Linked DNA regions of Homo sapiens: region 1 is linked to region 2. A link is a loop called in an ENCODE intact Hi-C map of the cell type or tissue named here. Cell type or tissue: prostate gland. All regions are shown on one strand. Each heading gives the region's core, and the rest is flanking DNA. Links, peaks and the distances in the headings are about the cores only. Region 1 has its middle 110 kb from the start of HSD17B3-AS1. Region 2 holds the start of LINC00092 (long intergenic non-protein coding RNA 92).

The links. Hi-C counts contacts between places; a loop is a spot of excess contacts. Peaks named below come from ENCODE experiments on the same cell type or tissue, not always from the same donor. Only the 100,000 strongest peaks of a DNase experiment are listed, where the experiment ranks them.
Region 1: it touches region 2 in a loop (2.2-fold over the local background); 3 of 110 quality-filtered maps call a loop at or near these places.

The regions. Positions count from the first base shown.
Region 1 is chr9:96,138,225-96,141,123 of GRCh38, reverse strand. No RefSeq gene overlaps it. Among named protein-coding and RNA genes, the nearest start is that of HSD17B3-AS1, 110 kb to the left of the region's middle. In prostate gland, for the core only: no CTCF peak of the experiment used is centred there; DNase peaks (open chromatin) are centred at 623 and 1,403; H3K27ac peaks cover 2,500 bases.
Region 2 is chr9:96,019,378-96,022,276 of GRCh38, reverse strand. LINC00092 (long intergenic non-protein coding RNA 92) reads left to right here and starts at 466. Exons shown (of 2, transcript NR_024129.2): 1 at 466-692; 2 at 996-2,545. It also overlaps a transcript of ERCC6L2 not described here. RefSeq lists an enhancer at 977-1,026 and a silencer at 1,237-1,286. In prostate gland, for the core only: a CTCF peak has its summit at 1,220; a DNase peak (open chromatin) is centred at 1,294; H3K4me3 peaks cover 1,432 bases; H3K27ac peaks cover 1,687 bases.

The sequences.
Region 1 (2,899 bases), core at 258-2,757, 120 kb before region 2:
TACTTTCATTCATTTCTTATGACAACTTATTACCCTGCTCCTCAGCCTGAGCATGAAGGGGGTCCAGTTCTACCTCCGAGGGAGATCGGGCCAGGCTCTGTCCTGGCCGGCTCTGGTCTAGTGTGCTCCAGCTGCTGGTGCCTCCCCTGGCCGCAGCCCAAGCCTCCCTGTTCCGGGCAAGGCCCCCGGCTTTCAGGACGCCACTTCGACAGCACTGCAGGAGGAGGCCAAGGTGGAGACGGTCGACACTAAATCCTTCTTTATGTTTGCCCCGAGTTTTGGGGGAAATATTTATCACTGAAGCGTTAAAAAGTGGGCTCCTCTGTGTCATGCATGTCACGGGCTCTGTTCTGCAGCGCCCCTCAGGGGCCCGTGAGCCTCCTCCTGGAGACATCCGCTGCAGGCGCTGGGTGGCTGGTGATTTCCATCCCACCAGCAATCTAAAACCTGTAAACACTGACGGCAGTCGGCCCAGGGGTGTGAGAAACTCGCAAATGAACAACAAATGCAGGGAGAGAAAGGCCAGACCAAATGGACTGATGTTTTTCACAACCACGGAGGGGTTTAATCCCTGTCCCAAACCATATGGCACACTCCACACCAGCCGGCGAGGGCGGGGGTGACTTGGCGGCGGACCGTGGAAGCAGAAAGGCAAGGCATTTTGTTTCCTTGTGTGCGCTTTTTTTCCCTTTAAATATTTACTTTTTGTGTTTTGCCAGGATGCATTTTCCATCCCATATGCACAACAGGCTGCCTTTGCAAATGGGGGCCTGGCTCGGGGACCTGTAATAGGATACTGATTCTTTCACGTCGTCGGGGGCTGCTCTTCCCACCTCCCAGGGTGATGGCGAGCAAAACCCGCTGCAGATTTAGTGTGTAGGTCTGGTGACTCCAGAGAAAGGGTAGGTGGTCTTGATCCCTGTCTGTCTTTTCCTCAAGTGCCCCGTTGGCAGGACCCCAGACCCGCATCCACCGGGTTAAGTGAGCCCCTGGTGGGAAACGCTGACCTTGCCAGGAGGTAGAAGTCCCACCCGCCTTGTTGGGCCTGAGGCTGTGGGTGGGCGGGGAAATAGCCAACCACGCAGGAGAGGGGAGTCTCTGGCTTGGAGGCAGCTGATGGGGCATCCTTCACAAACTTTCCACCCACAGGAGAGGCAGACCGGGAACAAAAGTGGCAAGAGGGGTGGGCGGGCCAAGGGAGAGCAGCTGGAAGAGGGGATGGGGTGCTGGCAAATTCCCAAGGGAAACAGAAATGTACCATACCAACATAAATAAATTAGTCCCGGGCCGCGAGCCATGTTTGAACCAGAATAATGTAAGCAATCAAATGCTTACTGTCTCTGATTCACTCAGCCTTCCAAACACATTACTTAACAGAAAATGGAAGGGTTTGTCATAAAGATGTGTAGTAGTTGCACAATGCTGGCCACGTGGTTAGGGGTGGGCTTGGAGCTGGCAAATACAGATGTCCTCAACTAAAAATACACAGCCCTGGCATTTTAAAAATGGTTATGAGAGATGAGGGCTGGAAGAAACATCCTGGTATTCTCAGGACGTCTCTGAAGGGTCCCATTTGTTCCACATGCAGCCAGAGGGGAAGCAAACTTTCAGAGGTGCCAGGCAGAGGACACACTTGTCACCATGGGGAGACACTGATATTATTGTCCTTATTTTCTAGGGCAGGGTTGCTTTTTTTTTTTTTTTTCTGAGGCAGGGTCTTGCTCTGTCAACCAGGCTGCCGTGCAGCGGGGTGATAATGGCTCACTGCAGCCTCAACCACCTGGGCTCAAGTGATCCTCCCACCTCAGCCTTCCCAGTAGCTGGGACTACAGGAAGGGGCCGCCATGCAGGGCTAATTTTTTGTACTTTTTATATACACAGGTTTCCTCATCTTGCCCAGGCTGATCTTGAGCTCCTGGGCTCAAGCAATCTGCCTGCCTGGGCCTCCCAAAGTGCTGGGATTACAGGCGTGAGACGCCGTGCCCAAGGATTTCTTAAACTGTAGTGTGCATGGGTATATAAGAACAGGTTTGTGAATCTGAATCCCAGAGATTCTGATTCAGTAGTCTGGGTGGGACCTGAACATTTAAGTTTTTTATAAGCTCCCAGGCAATGCTGGTGCTCCCGGCCCATGAACCACGTTTCAAATTGTACTGTCCTCAATGAGTGACACTCATGACACTTGTCACGTTATTCAACCTGGGTAGCTGGATCCTCTGTGCCAGCTTCCCTGCCAATACATAATGTTTCTTGTGTTCTGATGGCTAGCAATGGTGCTAAGGTCAGCTGAGCCTGGACTTGTCCTCAGAATCCTTCCTGACACAGTCCTCTTGGCAGCCACCACCATCAGCCAGAGCTGGCATTCAGATGAAAACTACTTGTCTACTTTGAGTGGGTGTAATGGGAACTGGTCTAGCAGTTAGAGAAGGCCTTTAACTAGTGTGGGGACATAGGATGAGGTTTTTAACCTTGCTGTATTAGTTCCCTCACCTGTAATGAGAGGGCTGGATTGCACGCACAGTTCTCAACTGGGATAATCCTGAGAGTCATATTGTATTAGTCAATATGTTAGCTCAGGCTGCCATAACAGGGTGGCTTAAACAACAGGAATTTACTTCCCACAATTCTGGGGGCTGGAAGTCCAAGATCAAGGTGCTGGCTGATTTGGTACCTGGTGAGGGCCTGCCCCCTGGCTTGCACATGACTGTCTTCTCACTATGTGGGTTCTGGAGGCTGGAAGTCTGAGATCAAGGTGTCAGCAGGTTTGAATTCTCCCGAGGCCCATCTCCTTGGCTTGCAGACAGCCGCCTTCTGGCTCTGTGCTCACGTGGTCATCTCTGTGTTGCCTGTGTCTGGTGTCTTTACTTATAAGGGCACTAATCCCATCATGAGAGCCCCA
Region 2 (2,899 bases), core at 229-2,728:
GTGTATTTTAACGGGCTCCCGGGGAAGCGGTGTGGAAAATGGATTAGGGAGGGAGGAGGCCAGAGCCTCGGAACCCGGGGAGAGGTCTGCAGGCATCCAGTTGGGAGCTGGAAGGGCGGGACAGGGCCCTTGGCAGGGGGATCCAGGAAATATTTTGGAGAAATTCTCTCTAGGACTTGGTAACAGGTTGAGAGCGGCCACTTGGCCGGGGGCGCCGGCTTCGGAGGCGGGAGGGAGGTGGAGGAAGGGAAGGCAGCTGCAGGGCCGACCTGCGGGGTGGGCGTGAGGCCGGGGGATTGGGGCCGCAGGGGTTCGGCCTGGAGGAGCGGCGTGGGGGCGCCGGGGCCCTGATTCCATCCTGGGCGGGTCGGCCCCGCAGCCGCTGCGCTCGGAACCCCCTAGGCGCCCCGCAGTACCCGGCGTCCTTCCTGCCTCCTCCTCGCCCCTGTCCTCCGTCCGAGCCCCAGTCCCGCCGACCCTGCCGGCGCCTCCGCCCTCCCGCCCTCCCGCCCTCGGTTTCCCACGACCTCGGCGCGACGCGCGCGGGATCCAGTGGAGACTGCTTTCCCATAGGCCGCCATCCAGGGCGGGGAAGGGAGCGGACCCTCCCGGCTCCAGGTGCCTGGGCCCCCGGCGGCCTGCGGAGGCCTCGCCCCACGCCACCCGCCCACTGGCCTCGTCTTCGCGCGGGGGTGAGAGCAAAGGAGGCACTCGGCCCATCGCCAGCCCGGGTCCCCTTCCTGCCCGTCGCTATCCGAGAATTTGCCCCGTGTCCCCCAGGCCGCGGGGGTCCGGAGAACCGAGGGGCGGACCCCGCAGAGGGCTGCGCCGCCCTCCCTTCTCTCCCCGCGGGAAGCAGCCCCCAGGACCGCCCCTCGCTCCCTGCCCGGGAGGGACTGGGCTTCCCCGAGGTGTGCGGCTCCTGGAGAACTCGCTTTCCCGTTTCCAGCCGGCCAAGCCATCAGTTAATCGCTTGCTTTCTCTTTTCTTTACAGAGAAAAGCAGCCTGATTCGGAGGAACGGGTTGCTTGGGGCGGCTCCCAGCTCGAGTTGTGGGCCCCGCCGCGGGTGCCCTTCGGAAACGCGCTGACACCAGGCGAAGCCGCCTCTGCCCGGACGCAGCCCGACACTTGGCCCGCGGGGTTCCCCGGGACGCCTGAGAGTAATGGGCGCGAGGGGGAAAGCCGAACGGCCTCCCTGTGCCCGGCGCAGGCGGTGCCCCCTAGCTGGGTTCGCCGCGGCGGCGCTGCGAGCCCCCGACACTGAGGACTTTTGGTCCAACAGTCCGACGGGGCCCGGTGCGCCGTTCCCTCCGCCCTCTCCCCGCTCCCCGGCCCGCGCGTCTTGGAGGGTGGGTGAATTGTCGGAAGCACTCTACGCCTGGCCAACCCAAACCAGGAACCTCCGCACCAAACAGCCCACGTTGCTGCTGCTCTGGGGTTTTAACGGCCAAGGGAGACTGGAGAAGGGGTGTTCTGCCTTCCCATTCTCTTAGGCCCGTCCACTCCCCATCCCCACAGTTTGGAAGTGGCCTTTTCTGAGGACTCCAGCGCAAAGCATGTTTCTCCTTTTGAGCTGCGGAAGCCTTGCTTGTTCCCGCCATTGGGAGGGCATTCCATCATCTGCAGCTGCCTTCCTCGGTGGGCCTTGTCCCTTAGCGTCCACCTAGGGGACATTCTAAGCTTCTTGAGACCTGCTTGTCCACCCCAACATGTCTCAGCATATGGCTGTGCCCTAAGGGGTCTTTGAGGGCATTTTAGGAGGTGAGCGGCGCCCCTACCTGGGCTCCGCGGGGCCGATTCGGTTTGCCCTTTGCTGGCATGTCAGTGAATTAACTGCTGTCCTTGGGATGACCTGCCCTATGATTTGGCCTCTGGAGCATCCCGGGTGTGTATTTCAGAACTCCTCCCATCTTATCCACCTGCTGAAGGCCTGGCCCCCTGATATGGTTTGGCTCTGTTTCCCCACCCAAATCTCACCTTGAATTTTAATAATCCCCACGTGTCATGGGCGGGACCAGGTGGAGGTAATTGAATCATGGAGGTGGTTTCCTGAACGCTGCTCTCGTGACAGTGAGTTCACAAGATTTTTTTTTTTAACGGAGTATCACTCTGTCACTCAGGCTGGAGTGCAGTGGCGCGATCTTGGTTCACTGCAACCTCTGCCTCCCGGGTTCAAGAGATTCTCCTGCCTCAGCCTCCCGAGTAGCTGGGATTACAGGTGCGCGCCATCACGCCCGGCTAATGTGTATTTTTAGTAGAGAAAGGGTTTCACCATGTTGGTTAGGCTGGTCTGGAACTCCTGACCTTGTGATCTGCCTGCCTCGGCCTCCCAAAGTGCTGGGATTACACGCGTGAGCCACTGTGCCCAGCCGATCTGATGCTTTTATAAAGGGCTTTCCCCGTCCCCCTTCCTCTCTCTCACCACCCTGTGAGAAAGGTGCCTTTCTTCCCCCTTCACGTGAACTGCCTCCATGATTGTAAGCTTCCTGAGGCCTCCCCAGCTATAAGGAACTGTGAGCCAATTAAACTGCTTTATAAATTAACCCAGGTATTTCTCGGGTATTTCTTCATAGCAGCGTGAGAATGGACTGATACACCCCCAATGTGGAGTAGGGGAAGCTGAGGGAGTTAGGAGGTCCCAGCAAGGTGAAGGTGTGATGGGGTCTTGGGACAGTGAGAGTGCTGCCTCAGGCAACAGTGGGCAGGTCATTGAGGCTCCATTGAGCTTGGTGAGCAGGAAGCTGAGAGAGGGAGCTGTCGATTCAGGAGTCAGGGGTGACATGGAAGGAACCTAGGGCTTTGCCAGGCACAGGTGAAGGAAGGCCACTTAGGTACTGGCAGTGGGAAGAGAGGGCAGGGAGTGGTGGACGGAGAGGAAGAGAAAGCTGAACACTGGA